4 separate regions of the Homo sapiens genome follow, and all the other regions are linked to region 4. A link is a loop called in an ENCODE intact Hi-C map of the cell type or tissue named here. Cell type or tissue: GM12878. All regions are shown on one strand. Links, peaks and the distances in the headings refer to the core of each region. The heading gives the core; the rest is flanking DNA.

Region 1 (5,361 bases), core at 82-5,081, 370 kb before region 4:
TGCTTGAACCTGGGAGGTGGAGGTTGCAGTTAGTCGGTGATGACTGTTGAGATGTAACACCAGCAGCATGATCCGTGACAGAATTAATAAGGTGGACTTTATTAAAATTAAAATTTTCTGCTTTACAAAAGACACTCTTAAGAGAACAAAAAGACAAGACAGACTAGAAGAAAATGTTTGCAAAAGATATATCTGATAATGGACCATTATCCAAAATATACAAAGAATTCTCAAAACTTAACAATAAGAAAACAAACAACCTGATTAAAAAATGAGTCAAAGGCCTGGCATGGTGGCTCGTACCTATAATCCTAACACTTTGGGAGGCTGAGGCAGTAAGATTGCCTGAACCCAGAAATTCAATACCAGCCTGGGCAATATAGTGAGACCTCGTCTCTACAAAAAATATAAAAATTAGCTGGGTGTCGTGGTGCAGGCCTGTTGTCCCACCTACTTGCTAGGCTGAAATGGGAGGATGGCTTGAGCCCAGGAGGCGGAGGTTGCAGTGAGCCATGATTGTGCCACTGCACTCCAGTCTGGGCAATAGAGCAAGACTCTGTCTCAAAAAACAAAAGCAAACCCAAAAATATGCCAAAGACCTTAACAGACACCTTACCAAAGCAGATAAACAGATGGCAAATAAGCATATGAAAAGATGCTCCACATTTCCCTTTCATCAGGGAAAAGCAAAATAAAACAACAATAAGATGTCATTGCATACCTATTAGAATGGCCAAAGTCCAGAACACTTACAACATCAAATGCTGGCAAGCATGTGGAGCAACAGGAACTCTCATTGCTGATGGGAATGCAGAATGGCATAGCCACTTTGGAAGACAGTATGGTAGTTTCTTACAAAACTAAACCTACTCTTGCCATATGATCCAATGTTGGCTTTGAAAACTTATGTCCATACAAAACCCTGCACAGGTATTTATAGCAGCTTTATTCATAACTGCCAAAACTTGGAAGTAACTAAAATGTCCTTCAGTAGGTGAATGGATAAATTGTGATACATTCAAACAATGGAATATTATCCAGCATTAAAAAGAAATGAGCTACCAAGCCGTAAAGAGACATGAGGAAAACTTAATTCCATAATGCTAAGTGAAAGAAGCCAGTCTGAAAAGGCTACACACTGTATTATTCCAACAATATGGCATTCTGGAAAAGACAAAACTGTGGAGATGGTAAAAAGATCAGTGGTTGCCAGGGGCTGAGGGCAGGAAGGGATGAATAGGCAGAGAATAGAGGAGTTTTAGGGCAGTGAAAATACTCTGTATGATACTATAATGGTGGACACATGTCCTATATATTTTTCCATTTGTCCATAGATTGTACAACAACAAGAATGAACCTTAATATAAACTATACACTTTGAGTGATGATGTGTCAATGTAGGTTCATCAGTTGTAATAAATGTAGCACTCTGGTGGGGGATGTTGTTAATGGGGGGGATTGTGCATGTGTTGGGGGGGCATATGAGATATCTCAGTGCCTTCCTCTTAATTTTGCTATGAACCTAAAACTGCTCTCAAAAAAATAAAGTCTGGCCGGGTACAGTGGCTCACACCTGTAATCTCAGCACTTTGGGAAGCCAAGGCAGGTGGATCACCTGAGGTCAGGAGTTCGAGATCAGCCTGGCTGACATGATGAAACCCTGTCTCTACTAAAATTACAAAAATTAGCTGGGTGTGGTGGCGCGCGCCTGTTATCCCAGGTACTCGGAAGGCTGAGGCAGGAGAATCGCTTGAACCCAGGAGGCGGAGCTTGCAGTGAGCCGAGATTGCACCACTGCACTCCAGCCTGGGTGACAGAGTGAGACTCTATCTCAAAAAAAATAATAAAATAAAATAAAGTCTTTAAAAAAATAATCTTTGGCTACTTCAGCCATTTTCTCCCTTCTCAGGCCATGGCTTTGGTTTCATCCTCAACCTCCAACTAGGTTCCTCTGACAACTTTTTTTTTTTTTTTAACATTTCTCTGCTCCAAAACCAGACCCCAAATTCAGGGAGGAAATTATGTAGAGGCTGATGGTCTTACACCCAGATCACCTGTGGTTTTCCCCAAATGGCCACTTGATGGCACTCAAGAATCTTCTTCTTGTTCACATGATTCCTGGAATGGCTCATGTGAAATAAAGGGGGTATGATGAATGAAGGACTTTTGATAAAAGTCATTAGATGCTATGGATATGTTCCAGTGTGTTCCATTGTAGACCACAGTACTATCATGTCTGCCTTTTTTTTTTTTTTTTTGGTAGAGATGGGGGTCTCACTATGTTGCCCTGGCTGGTCTTGAACTCTTGGGCTCAAGCAGTCCTTTTGCCTCAGCCTCCCAAAGTGTTGGGATTATAGGTATGAGCCACTGCACCTGGCCTGTCTCTGCCATTTTTTGACAGATAATGGAACGGCATGATTCACAACAGTATTATTCTGTTAATTTCATCCAGATGAAAAAATACTGATCACATAAATAGAAATATATGTTTAGAGATGTGTAGAACTATCACCATATACAAAATATACTACACTGTCATCATCAAAGAGTTGTTAAAAGTTTTCCTACTCAAATTTGAAATATCTGCCAGGCATGGTGGCTCACACCTGTAATTCCAGCAATTTGGGAGGCTGAGGCAAGCAGATAACTGGAGCTCAGCAGTTCGAGACCAGCCTTGGCAACATAGCAAAACCGCGTCTCTACTAAAAAATTAAAAAATTAGCCGGGCATGGTGGCGTGCACCTGTAATACCAGCTACTCAAGAGACTGAGGTGGGAGGATGGCTTGAGCCCGGGAGGTTGAGGTTGCAATGAGTCAGGATCGTGCCACTCACTCCAGCCTGGGCAACAGAGCAAGAGTCTATCTCTAAAAAAAAAAAAAAGAAGAAGAGGTCGGGCGTGGTGGCTCACGCCTGTAATCCCAGCACTTTGGGAGGCCAAAGCATGTGGATCACTTGAGGTCAGGAGTTCTAGACTAGCCTGGCCAACATGGTAAAATCCCGTCTCTTCTAAAAATACAAAAATTAGCTGGGCGTGGTGGCAGGCACCTGTAATCCCAGCGGGGCCGAGGCAGGAGAATCACTTGAACCCGGGAGGTGGAGGTTGCAGTGAGCCGAGATCGCACCATTGCACTCCAGCCTGGGGGACAAGAGCGAGACTTCGTCTCAAAAAAAAAAAAAAAAAGAGAGAAATATCCTTGTCCTTTAATACAATGAGACACAAACCTCATAGGTCAAATGGGAAAGGAAGTCTGTGAAGGCTTTCAGATGCAACAAGACTTTGACTACTGACTTTCACTATAGAATCAGCGGGTGGGGGGGTATAAAATGACAAAATAGAATTTCAGAAACTAAATTGGTCAAGATGTGTGCAGAAACCTGATTCAAATGGCCTAGATAGTTCCCAGAGTTCTTGCAAGTATAAGATGCACAGCTGTCAAAGAGACATTCTCATCTTGAAATATTAATGGGTTGGCCCATGACACGTCCCTCTATACTCCCAGGGGAACCCACTTAAAAGCAATAATATATTAAATGATATCCTCCTAAATTAGTACAAAGCATTCTATAAAAAGCGTGTCAAGGCCTTCTTTTCACATGTCCTACCGTGGCAGATGCTGTTGGTGCTTCACCTGTATCCCCCTGGATCCCTTTTACCATTTCTGTCCTGTTATCCTCCACTTTCTGTGACCTTTGTTTCCAGTGGCTTGTACCTGAGGGCATCACACCTGGTCTGCTGGGGTTGCTGTGCACACCAGCATATAAAGGGAGTGAGAATGGCCTGAGAGTTTATGTGTCCTTCCTACCTGTGTTCATAACCACTGACTGGTGCAGGAAAGCCTGCACTTTCACTGATGTGAAAGCCCAGCTCCCTCACTGCAGTGGAACAAAACTATAAAGTGTAATTTCCCCTTCAGAACTCACCTCTGCATCAGGCTGAGGCTGGGACATGGCCAGCATCAAAGCCTTGCTTGGCATCTTCCTCTTCCTTTACTTCTTTTCTGCATTCCTTTAATTGTTTCTCCTGGGAGCACTTCCTTAATAAATCATTTGCACATTGCTTCTGTCTCAAAATTTGTTTTCGGGAACCCAACCTAAGAAACCAACCATCCCTGATAAACCATGCTGCCATGTGCAGCCTAAAATTGGGATACACATCCTAAAATTGGGATACACATCCTAAAATTGGGATACACACCAGAAAAAAAACTTCGTTGAAACATTGCTAATAGGGGCCTTTGGCCTTGAATCCATGACTGCAAAAATACTTCTCTAATGTGGGCAGGGAGGGGAATGAAGAGACAGAGCAATGCTGCTTAGAGCTTTGCCCTTGACACAAAAACAGGAGCTGCCAGGGAAACAACCACTGCAATCATTTGTGCTTCATGAGGAGCAGCCACCAGGGGCTGTTGGTTGTGATTCTGTTCTTCTTGCTATGGAATGATCCTGGATCTCTGTTTGTTTGTTTGTTTTTTGTTTGTTTGTTTTTAAGAGTCTTGTGCTGTCGCCCAGACTGGAGTGCAGTGGCGGGATCTCAGCTCACTGCAACCCCTGCCTCCTGGGTTCAAGCGATTCTCCTGCCTCAGCCTCCCGAGTAGCTGGAATTACAGGCGCCCACCACCATGCCTGGCTAATTTTTGTATTTTTAGTAGAGACAGGGTTCGCCATGTTGGCCAGGCTGGTCTCGAACTTCTGACCTCAAGCGATCTGCCCACCTCGGCCTCCCAAAGTGCTGAGATTACAGGCTTGAGCGCCCGGCTTTGGATGTCTGTTTTAACTTCCTCTTCAGTTGAAGGAGATTGGCAATCCCAAAACAAAGATACTTCACCAATCCAAACAAGTTTGTAAAAACCCACTGCCTCCTGAAGTCTTTGGCACTCACTTGGCTATAACTATAATTTTCTCATTCATCATCTCACCAGACTAAGAAAACAATGCTATTCTTTGACCCAGCAACATGCTAAGAACTTGTGTGTCTTTTCTTGTCAGTTATGCTCACATGGGACTCACAGTTACTGGAAGACATAACATGAAATATAGACAATTTCAGATGAGCAAAAGCTGAGAGAATTCATTTTCATCAGATTTGCACTACAATAAGCACTAAAGATTGTTCATCAGGCTGAAAGGCAAAGATATCCAGTGACGGCACTCCTTGGTATTTACCCAAAGGAGTTGAAAACGTATGTCCACATAAAACCCTGCACAGATATTTATAGCAGTTTTATTCATAACTGCCAAAACTTGGAAGCAACCAAGATGTCCTTCAGTAGGTGAATGGATAAATAAATTATGGTACATTCTACAGAAAGGAATGAAGAACATCTTATATGGGCTAATATAAAAGCCTATATTTTTTTAAT
Region 2 (5,361 bases), core at 231-5,230, 100 kb before region 4:
TTCTTCTACTAAATCACAGAATCAGAAAACCTGAGAGCCAGGAAGCAAATGCACTTCTAGGGAAAATCCCTTTGTTTGTTTTTAATATAATATATATCTAAAAATGGCCAGGCACAGTAGCTCACGCCTGTAATCCCAGCACTTTGGGAGGCCAAGGCAGGAGGATTGCTTGAGCCCAAGAGTTCAGGACCAGCCTGGCAACACAGCCAGACCCTGTCTCTACAAAAAATTTAAAAATTAGCCAGGCGTGGTGGCACATGCCTGTAGTCCTAGCTACTTGAGAGGCTGCAGCAGGAGGACCGTTTGAGCCCAGGAGGTCAAGGCTGCAGTGAGTTATGATCGTGCCACCATACTCCAACCTGGGCAACAGAGCAAAACTCTGTCTCAAAAATTATATATACAAACTCTGTCTCAAAAATTATATATATATATATATATACATATATATATATACATATACATATATATATATACATATATATATATATATGAATGAGACAATTATTAAACATTTCTGAAATGTTTATATTTTCCATGTTATTATATAGTTTCTGAAGACTTTAAGTTTACATAAAAATTTAACCAAGTCCTTAATAAGTCACCTATCTTAGACATTTATGTCATTTCTAAATGTTTTCAACCATTAAATAATAGTGCAAGGAATATCTTTGTGCACGGTGTTCTTCTTTATTTAGAATTAATTCCTTAGTAAAGGTCCTTAGAAGTACAACTCCAAAATTAAAAATATAAACATTGAAAAAGAATCTAACTGGCCACAAGCCTGCTCAGAGGCTAATAATCTATTTGCACTTCCTCCCATTTACAAATAAGAATGAGGCTGATCCAAGGTCATCCAATAGCTAGTGGCAAAGATGGAATAACAAGACTGATTGCTAGGTTTAGAATCCTCCTCACAGTATCACTCTTGCTCTCACTATATCACCTGAAAAGCCAAAAGGGGTTGAGCTCCACAGGCTGTCTAAAAAGGGAAAAATCGCAGAAATACCAAGAAGGAAAAAGGCTGGTATCTCTCCACATTCTGCCTACTTTTTAATAATTAAAGGTATTTTAGCTTAACTAAATCCACCAGTGATTCTCAACTTAGACACAAAACCTTTCTTATAAAACTTAAATATTTAGAACCGGTGCAGTGGTTCACGCCTGTAATCCCAGCACTTTGGGAGGCCAACGCGGGTGGATCACTTGAGGTCAGGAATTGGAGAAAAACCTGGCCAACAGGGTGAGACCCCGTCTCTACAAAAAATACAAAAATTAGCCAAGTGTGGTGGAGTATGCCTGCAATCCCAGCCACTACTTGGAAAACTGAGGCATGAGCTGAGATTGCATCACTGCACTCCAGCCTGGGCAACAGCAGAGCAAGTCTCTGTCTTAAAAGACAAACAAACAAACCTGGCTGAATTCATTCTCCTACTGAATACTGTGTTCCAAGTATGGTCTGACCAGCCTGAAATGGAACAGGACTATCACCTTCTTCATTATGACACTCCATAACCACAAAGCCTCAGCTTAAATTATTTTATTACACTTTTTCAATCAACAGAGACTCCTTTTTTCCCCAAATATAGAGCTGCTAAACCATATCTCTAGCTTTTTTTTTTTTTTTGAAACGGAGTCTCGCTCTGTTGCCCAGGCTGAAGTGCAGTGGCATGATGTCAGCTCACTGCAACCTCCGTCTCCCAAGTTCAAGCAATTCTCCTGCCTCAGCCTCCCAAGTGGCTGGGATTACAGGCTTGTGCCACCACAACCGGCTAATTTTTATATTTTTAGTAGAGATGGGGTTTCACCATGTTGGCCAGGTTGGTCCTGAACTCCTGACCTCAGGTGATCCACCAGCCTCGGCCTCCCAAAGTGCTGGGATTATAGGCATGAGCCACCACGCCCAGCCTCTAGCTTTTTTATAAATTTAGCTTTATGAAGACTTTATTAAAAAAAATTTTTCTTTGAGATGGAGTCTCGCTTTGTCGCCCAGGCTAGAGTGCAATGGCACGATCTCAGCTCATTGCAACCTCTGGCTTCCGGGTTCAAGCAATTCTCCCGTCTCCTCTGGGTAGCTGGGATCAGCACACCCGGCTAGTTTTTGTACATCTTAGTAGAGACGGGGTTTCGCCATGTTGGCCGGGCTGGCCTTGAACTCCTGACCTCAAGTGATCCGCCCACCTTGGCCTCCCAAAGTGCTGGGATTATAGGCGTGAGCCACTGTGCCCGGCCTATAAAGACATTTAAAAATAAAACTATGGCTGAGGTGGGAGGGTTGCCTGAGTCTGAGAGTTTGAGGATGCAGTGAGCAGTGATCATACCACTGCATTCCCAGCCTGGGCGACAGTGAAACTCTTGTCTCAAAATCAATCAATCTATGCACAAAAGAAAAATCACTGGCCAACACAACTTTTCACCAATTCTCATATTTAACCCTGTCCTAGCAATAATCATAGAATCTCAAGGATGGAAGGCTCATTAAAGATCTTTCAGCCCATCTCAATTCCTCCACTCCCCTCACATGTTCTACTCCATCCCCAATTTGATGTTCCCAAAACATCTCAGCCAAATCAGGAAGCAGGCTGAGCCTGAATACTGACAGAGAATCAAACATTCAAGGTAACCTAGTTCATTTCTGGACTCCAGTAGTCAGAAGGTTTTTGCTAAGCCGGCATCAATTCTCTACTGGCACCCTAAGCTGCCTCCTGGAGCAAGAGAACGTAAAAATAAAAGCATAATGTGAGTAGCACTGGCCATGGACTTGGAAAGATCTGGTTCCATGTCCTGTCTCTCGCACTTACCGAGAAAGACAGCAAGCCACTTGACCAGTTCTTTCATTTGTTAAAAAAGGCTAACAGGATCTTCCAAGGTTTGTCATTGAGGATTAAATAAGATTGCAAGTGAAATAGAGCTAGCACAGTGCTTGGCTGGGTATTGAAAAAAATATTTGTGCCTTTCCTCCTATCCCCTCATGATGAGTCACATGCTGACAATTCCATAAGTAAAATGATTCCAGCTCCTTCAAGCACTAGTCATAAAAACAGAATAATAATAGCACCTACCCACAGAATGTTTATGAGGATTAAAGAGATGATAGTACATATAAAATACTAAGAACAGTGCCTGGCACAGAGTAAGTACTCAAAACGTTACCAGGTATTATATTAGCAGTGTTAGACATCATCTCTGCCCCCTCACGTCTTTTGCTCATCTCTGAACTTTCTCCAACTGAACACTGTGTTCCAGGTATGGTCTGACCAGCCTGAAATGGAACAGGAGTATCATCTTTTTCATTCTGACACTGCATAACCACAAAGCCTCAGAATAAATTATTTTATTATGCTTTTTCAATCAACAGAGACTCGTTTTTCCCCGAATATAGAGCTGCTAAACTTTATAATTCCATATTTAAATCATTATTTGCACTAATCTCCACAACATACCTTCATGATAGACTCGACCAAAACCACAAGTAGAGTTCAGTAACAAAACTCTTATATTTTTTATGTTTTTCACAAGAGATGTAACAAGCAGACAACAGGGTTCTTAATCTCTCCTCTCACATGGGATATTAAATATAAATATTCAATATTTTCTCTTCAAGTTTAACCCCAGAACTGCTTTAGCAAATCTCACTCAAATGCAAAATTTTTAAAAAGGTGATGTCAGATCTGAAACACAAGTACTAAACAGGAAAGAAGTAACATAGAATGACTCATTTTCAATATAAATGACACTTAAAAAATAATCTTCACACCATGTGGCAGACATGAAGCCAAATACTTTACATGCATTATTATCTCAATCTTTGCAACAACCTCTGAAGTATTATTGTAATTATTTTACAGATAAACTGTGGGTTCCAAAAAGTATATTCCAAGATTATCTGGCAAGTAAACTCTCACTTGAACCCAAGTTGGTGTGATTCTGAAGCCCATACTCTGGCTTTTTTTTTTTTTTTTCTTTTTTGAGACAGAGTCTATGTAGTGGTGTGATCATGGCTCACTGCAGCCTTGACTTTCAGGGTTCAAGCGATCCTCTGGATCCTCCTACCTAGCCTCTCAAGAAGCTGGGGTCACAAGCATGTGCCACAACACCCGGCTAATTTTTGCCTTTTTTTGTAGAGAAAGGGTTTCACCATGTTACCCAGGGTGGTCCAAACTCCTGGGCTCAAGCCATCCACCTGCCTTACCCTCCCAAAGTGCTGGGATTACAGGCGTGAGCCACGAACCAGTATGAAGCTGATACTCTTAATTGCTACAGGATACTTCCTCCTTCAACAATAACAACAGTTACGACCTACTGAACATTCCCTTACAAATGCTCAAGTTCTGAAATTGGGCTTCCTGAAGTATCCCACACCACAATATATAACCTCATTAACAACCCTTACTTCTATCAAGCACTAAGGGAGAGGCCTAGTATTACACATTGGTGAAGCTGATACAATTAGTACAAAAATGAATGCTTATACAAAAGGCTATCTTTAATTACAGTCTTTTAATTTTTTTTTTGAGACAGTGTCTCGCTCTGCCACCCAGTCTGGAGTTCAGTGGCCCAATCACACGGCTCACTGTGGCCTCAACCTCCTGGGATCAGTGATGCTCCCACCTCAGCCTCCTGAGTAGCTGGGACCACAGGTGTGTACCACCACACGAGGCTAATTTTTAAAATTATTTGTAGAGACAGCAACTCCCTATGTTACTCAGGCTGGTCTCCAACTCCTGGGCTCAAGGGATCCTTCCACCTCAGCCTCCCAAAGTGCAAGGATTATAGGCTTGAGCCACTCTGCTCAGCCTACATAGTAATTCTTATACCTTTTCATATTTATTCTATTTTTTAAAGTTTTTTTCCTAAGTATTTTAAGTCAATTCCTCAAAAAAAAAAAGGTGTCTATTCTGACACCCACGTATTCATTCAGGAAACATTTCGAACTGACTACTGTGTGGAACACTTATCAGTGGTATAACGTTGTGCTGAATACCAGTCAGCACCTTCAAGGGAATTACTCTCTGGTAACAGTTATGCTTTAACAGCTAGCTACAATAGGAGATGATATCTGAACTAGGCTTTGCTCAAATAAATTCTATTTCCAATAGTGAAAAATGGGAAAAGGAGACATGTAACATAAAGGAACAGCATAAAAATACTTAGGAATCCAACTTACAAGGGATGTGAAGGACCTCTTCAAGGAGAACTACAAACCACTGCTCAATGAAATAAAAGAGGATACAAACAAATGGAAGAACATTCCATGCTCATGGATAGGAAGAATCAATATCGTGAAAATGGCCATACTGAGCAAGGTAATTTATAGATTTAATGCCATCCCCATCAAGCTACCAATGACTTTCTTCACAGAAT
Region 3 (5,361 bases), core at 96-5,095, 280 kb before region 4:
TCGGCAGTTACCAATAATACTTTTCATCCCAAACTTTTATTTCTTAAGGTGGAAATAATAAAGAAGATACAAACTACACATTAAGACAGAAATTTGAAAACAGATATCTAAGCACCTACTGTGTGCCAGGCCTGTGCTGAGTTCACACTTTATTTAACCTCAATCCTGAGAGGCAGATATTTTCCCCATTTTATAGCTGAAGAAACTGAGGCTCAGTTCTAGAAGAGCTGAGAAATCCAAGATCAGATAGCACGCCTGGTGGATCAGGGGTCAGACCCACAAATCACTGACACCAAAGCCTGAGAGCTCTCCGCTAAGCTATGCTGCCTCTCAGGAAACAGTGAACTATGCCAAATGCCCCCAGAAAATAGAAAATAGTACCTGGAGTGTTCTGGGAAGGATGGAGGCTATAAGAGAAGGTACCATCTGCTCGGGCTCAGGAGGAAACAGGAGCCTTGATGGAGTGGGGCCCTATCCTGCAGGCCTGGGCTGGGCAGCTCAAATAAATACAGAATCTGGAATTAGGAAAACGGAGGCTCTCATGAGTTCTTAGTGATTTGGTGGGAAATGTCTTCTTTGCCAGGAGAGGCATTAGGATTGCAAGTTTCATCTTCTATGTATTCGTTTTCTTTGACAAGTCTCATTATCTTATTTCTTAATTTGACCTTAAATCAATAAAATAAAACAGATAATTTCCAAAGAGAGACATTTCTTCAACATTCACTATTAGGCTTAAGGTACATGAAGTACAGATGAGGCAAGACCACAGTAGGAGGTAGGAGAGGAAAAGGTGATAAATAGTAAGGCCCGTGACAGACAAAACCTGTCAGTATTTCTGTTGGCAAAGCCATTAGGGAGGAAACACCGAGCCTCAGAACCTACGGTTATCTGCCTTTCTCTTTTCTGCAGATTTGATGAATCTCTGTTCAGAAACGCTTAATTTCAGGAAGTAGAAGTTTACCATTTTTCTCAGTACACTGCCATCTTTAAACTCAGTATCTCTGATCTCATAGTACTGATAATACAAATTAGAATGCAGTGGTGTAATAGTCACGTAATCATCAAACGCTGGTGATTTCAATGTTGAGGTGTAAGTTAGCATTTTAACCTTCCTGATATTAACAACATGAAAATATAGTAAATTCCTGGAAATTTTTAATATAATTAGGTTGAGGCATCAAAAGTTGAAAGATGTGACCTCTGAGCTCTCTTAATTTTCACTCTCATCTAATTTAGTGGATATTTGAAAACCCAAGAGAACCACTCATGTTATACACTTATACTTAATGCAAGGAAAATCTAGAAGAAGTTTATTTGTTCTTTGGAAAACTTCAGAAAACTTCATTCAGGTGGCTTTAAACTACTCCACAACACTGACATGCCCTAAGTAACAACCTCGAGACAAAGGAAACACTCTTATTTATAAACTTGAATTTACCATTTACTCAAGAAACATTTCTGGCATCCCTGCCAGGTGCCAGCGTGCCAGCGGAAGGGCAGCACAGGTCACAGGGCTTTTAACAACCACATCAGCGCCTCCTCCATTGCTTCCTTAGTTAAGCTTAGTGAAGCCTTTGGCTCAAGGAAGATTTCCACATTAAAAAAGGAAGGCAGGGAGGAGGGATGATGAAAAAGATAAACAAAGAAGAGGTGGCTGCAATGGATGGAAACAAAAATTAAAGTTAAAAAAAAAAATCCCCACACTCACATGGATCTTTTCTTATCCCTCTGTGCACTCCTTTCCGCCCCTTTGCCTTCCGTCCTGATGTTCCCTGGGGTCCTGTGGCCTCGCAGCCTCAGGCCACACCTGCCTGCATTGCTCTGAGAGGCAAAGGATGCTCTCAGGATCCCTGGGCACCAGGCAGAGTGTGAGCAGGTGGAGGGGGTGGCGGGAGCCTCCGGGCACAGGAGCTTTAGGAGGCGCTTCCTAAGAGCCTCAGGGCCAGTGCCCGTCTTCCTGGTAGAGAGCCCCTGTCCTCCATGCTCGCCTTGGCCAATCGCATCCTTCCCTCGGCCCCACTGTCACCCACAGTCCAGTAACTCATAAATCGACACCTCCAGCTCCCAACAGTTCTTTTGTGAACTCCAAGTGCATACTTCCAACTGCCTACTCAAGTTCTCTGCCAAAAGTACCCAAGACAGCTCAAATTCTACCAAAAATCCAACCAATCACTGTCCCCTTAATCTGTTCCTCTTCTTATAGTCCATCTCATTTAGTGAGGCCACCGTCCACCAAGACACTCATGTTAGGATCTCAGAGTCATCCCAGTGTGTTCTCTCTCTCCCCAAGCCTCTGCAGTTCTGTGCAGGAAAATCTTCCTCCTCGAGTTACTGCCTCAATCCATCAACACAGGGACTGCTGTTCCTCTCAACCTGTGGAGTGTTAGAGGGAACAGTTCTTACTCTTCACCAAAGGAAGGGGAGCAGCTCTTCTTCTTCTGATAAGAGAGGACATCAGTTGGCCAGTTTACCAGTGGGTGGGGTTACTGAGCCACAGAAGCTGAAAACAAGACCCGCCCTGGCCCTTTCTTTGTGCTGCTTGACCTGCGGCTGGGTGAGCAGGCCCAGGGTTCCCTTCTCTTGGCTTCCCGTCCCTGTGCGGTCAGTGTACCTGGGCAGGGCTCAGGAACTGCCTTGTCGGGGCAGCCTGGAAGCCAGTCATTTCTCTCCTGCTCTGGAACTCTGTGTTCTGCCAGGGACACAGTTTGTGGGGCAGGCCTGAGACCTTCCATGTAGCTGGTGGGGTAAGTGGGCTCGGAGTCTGGTTAACAGAACCCACCTACCAAGACAAGTTTCAGGGTCAGATTTAATATATAAAACTGGCCACAATTTGGCTCCTTCCTGATTGCTCAGCCATGTGTTTATTGTCATTCTACTTCTTTTTGTCCCTTTACCTCTAACTATGTCCCACTAGAAGACATCTTAAAGTGAAACTGTAAGGGAGGATATGAGTGGCATCTTTTTGAGTCCTTGCATTTATAAGAACATCCTGTTTCCCTCAGCAAATGAGAGGCAAACAGGTTGCATGTGGTATTGTGAAGTCAGAATATTTCCCCCTTAAAATTCTAAAGACCAATGTTTCCTTGTCCTTCAAGATAAGACGGGTGTTAGGTAACAGTTGGATTTTGTGATCACTTAAGTTTTGAAATTCTGGGTTAAAGATAAGAAGTTTATTAACTGCAGGACTTTTCAGAGCCCTGATATATACGGTCAGGCTCCAAGAGGTGATACAGAGTATGGTGTTTCTCAAATGTAATAGGCCATGCATCTCAAAGAAACAGTGTCCTATAAACCAATGTCCTAACATTTTCATCTCATTATGATGAAAAGAATCAAAGCAAGGCCCAGCCCAGAGAGGAGAATCATTCCTAACTCTAGTAGGTCTTAGGCATCTCTTCACGACCCTTCACGCTGGTGAACTCTTGACTTCCTTTCAAGGAAGGCATTTCGTGTTTCCTTCTGAGCGTGTCATCCACAAGGCTGAGAAAATATTTTATTTGCTATAAATTTATGTTAATAGTTCAGAAGTTTAGCAATGGTGTTTGGGACACGGCACGTCTGCCAACCTTGATGAGTGAGAGTAAGAAGGGCTGCTACAGACTGCACATCTGCAGAAGGGCAGAAGAGCTTCTCTTCCAAGTGCCCGAGCCCAGGCCCCCAGCCAGGAGCAAGCCCTGGCAGTGCCTCTCCTCCGCCTGTGTGGGGCTAGGCCAGGGCCCAGCTGCAGCTGTGCCTTGGTCTTGTGTGGCCACCCATGCCAAGGGCAAAGCCCACTCCAGAAGGAATCTCCTGTGGCAGAGCTCTGCGTGCTGTGGCTGCCCACTCTGAGAGGAGGCCAGAGTATTTGTTAAACAATGTTCGTTTTATTTGAGATCACCCTATCATAGGAGTGAACCCTTAAAACCCTTGTCTAAGCCAGTGTGTCTTAAATAACACCCAAGCCAAGAAACAGCTATAATAATTCTGATTTTTTCCTTTTGTTCTAACAAAGATTCAAACTAGTGTTTTATACTTTCAAATGAAGAAACTTCATTTAAAAAGTCATAGACAAATGTTCAAGGCCACAATTTTAAGCAGATTATTTCACAACCAACAGAATGCAGGTCGTGAAAGCAAAGACGGAATCACAGCCCTCCTCCTCCAAGTGGAATAGATTAACACCAAAATAAAATCATCCCATTTCACGGACCCTTGATTCCTCAAAAGAGACTGGGCTAAAGAACTTTCTTTGCATCAACCGATGTCCAGTCCCAGGAACCCAATTTAGGAGCTTAGGAGACCACAGAGACATGGCTCATGATCAGTGAATCTGACTCATACTGTCTAATAACTTTAATTTCTCTGCATATTAACTTGGTTTTTGTTTCTCCTTCCTTTAGGAGTTGACTAGCTTTGCTTATGCTCTCAAGTTGATCCATACAGTGCCAGATTATACCCTATCATAAGAGATAGGGTCCCCTGAACACAAGAAGTCATCTCCCCTTCTGGGTAGGACTTTGCACCACATTCTCTTCCCTCTGCCTGGAACATACCTCCCAACTGCTTTACTCTCTTAAATCTCACTCATTACCATCTAAAACCATTTTCCTTTCTTATTGCCTGTTTGCTGTCATCTCCCACAGGACTGTGAACTCAAGAAAGCAGGAAGTATGCCTCCCTTATTCATCACTGGGTCCCCAGTGCTTAGAACAGTGCCTGGCACAGAGACGGGGCTCTGTAAAGATCTGCTGAATGAACACTTTATCCTCTTACTTCTTATCCTTCAAGCCTCAGATGTTCCCCCAGGATGCCTTCTTCGTTTCCCCAGACTAGTTCAAGCTGCACCTCCGACGTGCTCCCACAGCCCCTGAGCTGCCTCCCTGCAGACGCCATACCTGCCGTGGCTGCTTGTTTGCTGAGTAGCCTCTCCCACTGAACCCTGGGCAACTTGAGGTCAGGGACCATGCTGTTTACTGTTACAGTGAATTAAAATGTCTAAAACGGTGTCTGACCACTAGCACATACTTAACAAATAATTTTTATAAGTGAATAAACATTCTCCTCTTTTTTCTTCAATTCCCTTCTCTATTTTGGTTAGTAAAACTATATGCATGCTTATACATTTAGACCGTACTTCAAAAGTATCTGAGATAGCCACATATACATACACACACGTATATATAGCATAATGTTTAATCTAATATATAGAAATGAGAGCACTGACAGGAAAAAGAGGGAACTGAGAACTGAAAAAATATACATTGGTTTTTTTTTTTTTTTTTTGAGACGGAGTCTCGCTCTGTTGCCCAGGCTGGAGTGCAGTGGCGCGATCTCGGTTCACCGCAAGCTCCACCTCCCGGGTTCACACCATTCTCCTGCCTC
Region 4 (5,361 bases), core at 251-5,250:
CAAGGGTTGAACAATGAGTTTCGGCATGCATGCATTCTGGGGATGTACAGAAATCCTAGTTACTCACACATTTTAAGTTGAAAAGAGGCCTGGAACCAAGTGTCTTTAGATAATAGGAAAGTCTAATTACTTCTAAATTCCTCAGATAAGGAGTTTTTGTCTCTGGAGCCTGCTGGATGGTCACCAGGGGATTTTGCTTGCTTTATTTATTTACTGACAGTGTCTTGCTCTGTTGCCAAGGCTGGAGTGCAGTGGCATGATCATAGCTCACTGCAGCCTCTACCTCCTGGGCTCAAGCAATCCTGCCGCCCCAGCCTCCCAAGTGGCTGAGACTACAGGTGCAGAACACCAAGCCTAGCTACTTTTTAAATGTTTTTGTAGAGACAGGGTCCCCGTATGTTGCTCAGGTCGGTGTCGAACTCCTGGGCTCAAGTTATCCACTCACTTCAGCCTCCCAAAATCCTCTACTTGCTTCTTTTTTTTTTTTTTTTTGAGATGGAGTCTCACTTTGTCGCCCAGGCTGGAGTGCAGTGGCACAATCTTGGTTCACTGCAACCTCTGCCTCCCGGGTTCAGGCGATTCTCCTGCCTCAGCCTCCCAAGGAGTTGGGACTACAGGTGCGTGCCACCATGCCCGGCTAATTTTTGTATTTTTACTAGAAATGGGGTTTTGCCATGTTAACAGGCCAGGCTGGTCTTGAACTCCTGATCTCAGGTGATCCACCCGCCTCAGCCTCCCAAAGTGCTGGGATTACAGGCGTGAGCCACTAAGCCCAGCAGTCCTTTACTTTCTTATTAAATGTGCTTTCTCTTCATTCTGTTGGCTTGCTCTTGAATTCCTTCTTGTGCAAAGCCAAGAACCCACGTGGCCTCCCAGGTTGACTGAATCCCAAAATTGGGGGTTCAGCCTGTGACAAAAATATTCATAAAACTATAAATTAAGCAATATATTTATTGAGAAAACACTTATAACAATATAGCAGACAATAGATTGGTATCTTCAATAAATAAAGGGGTCATACAAATGGATTTTAAAATTAAGATCCCAATAAATAAATGAGTAAAAGGGCCAGACATGATGGCTCATGCCTGTAATCCCAGTACTTTGGGAAGCCAAGACAGGAGGACCCCTTGAGCCCAGAAGTTGGAGGCTGCAGTGAGCTATGATTTTGCCACTATGTTCCAGCCTGGGAGCAGAGCAAGACTCCGTCTCTAAGTAAATAAATAAGTAAAAACTGCTAACAATTTATAAAAAACAGAAATACAAATTTTAAAATGTTAATTTATACTAGTAATTAATTGATTTTTTTTTTAAGATGATAATTTTGTTCTTGTTGCCCAGCGTGGAGTGCAATCGCGGGATCTCAGCTCACTGCAGCCTCCACCTCCCAGGTTCAAGTGATTCTCCTGCCTCAGCCTCCCGAGTAGCTGGGATTATAGGCACATGCCATCACGCCCGGCTAATTTTTTTTAATTTTTAGTAGAGACGGGGTTTCACCATGTTGGCCAGGCTGGTCTCGAACTCCAGACCTCAGGTGATCCTCCTACCTTGGCCTCCCCAAGGTGCTGGAATTACAGGCGTGACCCACCACGTCCAGCCTAATTGCAAATTAAAACATCTTTTTTACCAGTGCACTGATAAGAGAGATTTATAAAATTGTTTTCATTACTTTTGATTAGGGTGCAATTAGGTGTGCATTCCTTATGGTACTTGGTGTTGATAGTACACAATGATGCAAGCTTTCTAGGAAGTTTTTTGCAGCATGAATAAAAAGACTTGCAAATGTTTTTGACTCAGTAATTTCAATACTAGGTCTCTTATAAGGAAATAATCAGAAATATATATAAAAATATATAAGAATAGTCAATACAGCAAAAAACAAAATGATCAGTGTCTAAAAATAAGAAAATTATTACAAAATTACAATAGAACCCTATCATGAAAAAAGATCATTCAACCACTGCAAATAATGCTTATGAAGAATTTACAACGACATGGGAAAATACTCAACATACATTGCAGTACATGAAAAATCAGGACATGGACCTATATGTTTTATGTTTGCAACCATATAAAAATATGTGTACAATATATTCATATGTAGCAGATACTCTGCTGAAGATGTAACTTGTGAGTTTTATTTTCACTGCTTTTCCAAAGAATGCCAGAAAGTCTGCCCCCGGGTAGCTGACTCCCCACGGAGCTCCCCTTCCTCTAGGGAAAGTAAAAGGAATTTAGCTGTTTTAAGGGCTGGTCCTCCAACTGGAGACAATCAGGCTCTATTGTCAGAGAAGGTAGGGAACCCTTGACCTACCTTTATGTATGAAAGGCACACCAAGGATGCCTAAAAACCAATTGGAAGTCGCTCTTCGGGGAAGTTTGTAGCTCTATGGTCCGGGAAGGAATTAGAACAAGCCCATTTGGGAATGATAGTAGAGGAGTTAAAATTTTAAAAAGTAAAAATAGAACAAGCCCAGTCTGGTTTAAGGGTTGAAAACACCTGGGCAAGAAAGAAAAAGTTGTTATTGTCTGGAATGGGTGTTCCTCTGAGCCAGTCCTGACATAGTGCTGGGGCTGGCGGCGGGCTTGCGGGGCGAGGCTTTGCGGGGGCCTGAAAGGGCTGGGTACTATGAAGCCCTGGGAACTGGTAAGGACTCTGGATTAGCTAGTGCGGGGACAGAGGAAATTCTTCCTCTCTGGCCAGCAGTTACCGCCTTGGTGGGAACGCGCAGGAGCAGCGAAGAGTGACACCTTGTGGTGGTTAAGAGCAAGGGCAGAAACAGCCACAGACCACCGCTAGGGACTCCTGGGCTCCGCTCCAAAGGGTATGAATGTCCACAGGACTCCTTTGTGCATGACATATGCCTCAGGTTCCTGGGCAATCCCAGAGAAGGAGTAGCTCTAAGAAGGAGGTAATTGGCTAAGTCAGTAGTTAAAGGATAGAGCTAGTTTTTAGAAAAAGTTTTAAATGCATCTTGATTGTTATGGTACAGCTGGCCACTGCTGGGGCTCAGAAAACAATAGCCTAAAATGAGAACCTCAGCAGCAGCTTCGTAAGCAAACGTTTTCCTCTGACTTTCTCTTCCATGCCTTTCTCTCAGTACCATTCTCCCCTGCGGTTACCCATAGAAATCAGAGTCCCTTTTCCCTATAGTCAGCCATAAAACTTAAAAATGCTACTCTAGGCCGGGTGTAGTGGCTCACACCTGTAATCCCAACACTTTCGGGAAGCCGAGGTGGGCAGATGACATGAGGTCAGGAGTTCGAGACCAGCCTGGCCAACGTGGTAAAACCCCATCTCTACTAAAAATACAAAAATTAGCTGAGTGTGGTGGCGTGTGCCTGTAGTCCCAGCTACTTGGGAAGCTGAGGAAGGAGAATCGCTTGAACCCAGGAGACAGAGGTTGCAGTCAGCCGAGATCGCGCCACCGCACTCCAGCCTGGGTGACGGAGTGAGACTCCATCTCAAAAAAACAAAACAAAAAAATGACTCTAATTTCCCCTCCACCTTTCTGTGTCAAACTGCCCATAAAGAAACTAACTGGGCCGGCTACAGTGGCTCAGGCCTATAATACCAGCACTTTGGGAGGCTGAGGCGGGCAGATGACACAAGGTCAGGAGTTTGAGACCAGCCTGGCCAACGTGGTAAAACCCCATCTCTACTAAAAATACAAAAATTAGCCAGCCATGGTGGCGTGTGCCTATAGTCCCAGCTACTCGGGAGGCTGAGGTGGGAGAATGGCTTGAATCTAGGAGGTGGAGGTTGCAATGAGCCGAGACCATGCCACTGCACACTAGCCTGGGTGACAGAGCGAGACTCTGTCTCAAATAAAAACAAAACAAAAAAATTATCTAGGTGGGTGCAGTGGCTCATGCTTGTAATCCCAGCACTTTGGGAGGCAGAGGCAAAGGTTTAATTGAGCTCAGGAGTTCAAGACCAGCCTGGGCAATATAGGGAGACCCCCTGTCTTTACAAAAATAGAAATTAAAAAATTTGCCTGGTGTGGCGGTGCACCCCTGTGGTTCCAGCTACTTGGGAGGCTGAGGTGGGAGGATTACTTTAGCCCAGAAGGCTGAGGCTGCAGTATGCCGTGATCACGACACTGTACTCCAGCCTGGTGACAGAGCAAGACCCAGTCTCAAGAAAAAAAAATTATCTGACTTAACTTGTTTGACTGTAGATCATAAGACCTCCATTCCCGGCAGGTCCCTGCCCCTCACCCAGAAGGAAGGAATGCTGCAGAGAAAGTCCAAGAATCTGGAGAGACAGGCTGGGCTGGGTTTCCCCACTCAGTCTATTAGCAGTAGACCATATTCTTTCTGTCCATATATATATATATTTTATTTTATTTTATTTATTTTTTTATTTTTATTTTTTTTTGAGATGGAGTCTTGCTCTGATGCCCATGCTGGAGTGCAGTGGCACAATCTCAGCTCACTGCAACCTCTGCCTTCCAGGTTCAAGCGATTCTCCTGCCTCAGTCTCCCTAATAGCTGGGATTACAGGCACATGCCACCACACCCAGCTAATTTTTGTATTTTTAGTAGAGATGGAGTTTCGCCATGGATAGAGGTATTTTAACTGGGGTGAGATATATCTCATTGTAGTTTTGCTATGCATTTCCATTATGAGTAATGAGATGGAGGATATTTTCATAACTGTTGGCCATTTGTACGTCTTTTTTTTTTTTTTTTTTTGTCTGAGATGGGGTCTTGCTCTGTCACCCAGGCTGGAGTGCAATGGCATGATCTCAGCTCACTGCAACCTTCGCCTCCCGGGTTCAAGTGATTCTCCTGCCTCAGCATCCCAAGTAGCTGGGATTACGGGTGCCCACTACCATGCCCAGCTAATTTTTTTGTGTTTTTAGTAGAGACAGGGTTTCACCATGTTGGCCAGGCTGGTCTTGAACTCCTGACCTCAGGTGATCCGCCCCCCTCAGCCTCCCAAAGCATTGGGATTACAAGCGTGAGCCACCGCGCCTGGCCCAATCATATTTTTACATGGCTCTCCATACTTTGTTAAACCTAAGCATAAAAATGGACAATTCCACCTGTATCTTTGAATCTTCATTAATTGTATACTTGTTAAATAAATCTGTGTGCTTTTTCTCTTATTAACCTGTCTTTTCCAAGTTGATTTTTCAGGGAAACTTCAGAAGGCCAAGAAGAACTTATCCTCTTGGCCTCTACACCATACGCATATACATTAAAAAAAAAAGGGGCCAGGTGTGGTGGCACATGCCTGTAATCCCAGCACTTTGGGAGGCCGAGGCGGGTGGATCACCTGAGGTCAGGATTTCGAGACCAGCCTGGCCAACATGGCAAAACCCCATCTCTATTAAATTAAAAATACAAAAATTA

What was found. Peaks named below come from ENCODE experiments on the same cell type or tissue, not always from the same donor. Only the 100,000 strongest peaks of a DNase experiment are listed, where the experiment ranks them.
Region 1: a loop joins it to region 4, with 2.9 times the contacts of the local background. A loop is called at or near these places in 22 of 110 quality-filtered maps.
Region 2: it touches region 4 in a loop (2.9-fold over the local background); 6 of 110 quality-filtered maps call a loop at or near these places.
Region 3: it touches region 4 in a loop (3-fold over the local background); 26 of 110 quality-filtered maps call a loop at or near these places.

The regions. Positions count from the first base shown.
Region 1 is chr15:90,690,584-90,695,944 of GRCh38, reverse strand. All of the region lies in intron 2 of CRTC3-AS1 (CRTC3 antisense RNA 1), which reads left to right. Among named protein-coding and RNA genes, the nearest start is that of CRTC3-AS1, 24 kb to the left of the region's middle. In GM12878, for the core only: a CTCF peak has its summit at 2,070 (motif pointing right); DNase peaks (open chromatin) are centred at 2,084, 3,374 and 3,694; H3K27ac peaks cover 3,035 bases.
Region 2 is chr15:90,417,739-90,423,099 of GRCh38, reverse strand. All of the region lies in intron 2 of IQGAP1 (IQ motif containing GTPase activating protein 1), which reads right to left. Among named protein-coding and RNA genes, the nearest start is that of IQGAP1, 32 kb to the right of the region's middle. RefSeq lists an enhancer at 3,282-3,331. In GM12878, for the core only: no CTCF peak of the experiment used is centred there; a DNase peak (open chromatin) is centred at 3,209; H3K27ac peaks cover 2,143 bases.
Region 3 is chr15:90,595,462-90,600,822 of GRCh38, reverse strand. The region is part of intron 3 of CRTC3 (CREB regulated transcription coactivator 3); the gene reads right to left. It overlaps LOC124903555 (a long non-coding RNA gene), which reads left to right and starts at 4,845. Exons shown (of 2, transcript XR_007064758.1): 1 at 4,845-4,932. LOC124903554 (a long non-coding RNA gene) reads right to left here and starts at 1,796. Exons shown (of 2, transcript XR_007064756.1): 1 at 1,709-1,796; 2 at 18-515. RefSeq lists enhancers at 2,332-2,626, 4,794-4,863. In GM12878, for the core only: a CTCF peak has its summit at 2,473; DNase peaks (open chromatin) are centred at 2,522, 2,902, 4,622 and 4,830; H3K4me3 peaks cover 1,452 bases; H3K27ac peaks cover 3,476 bases.
Region 4 is chr15:90,317,592-90,322,952 of GRCh38, reverse strand. No RefSeq gene overlaps it. Among named protein-coding and RNA genes, the nearest start is that of ZNF774, 32 kb to the left of the region's middle. RefSeq lists an enhancer at 2,790-2,899. In GM12878, for the core only: a CTCF peak has its summit at 2,754 (motif pointing left); a DNase peak (open chromatin) is centred at 2,742.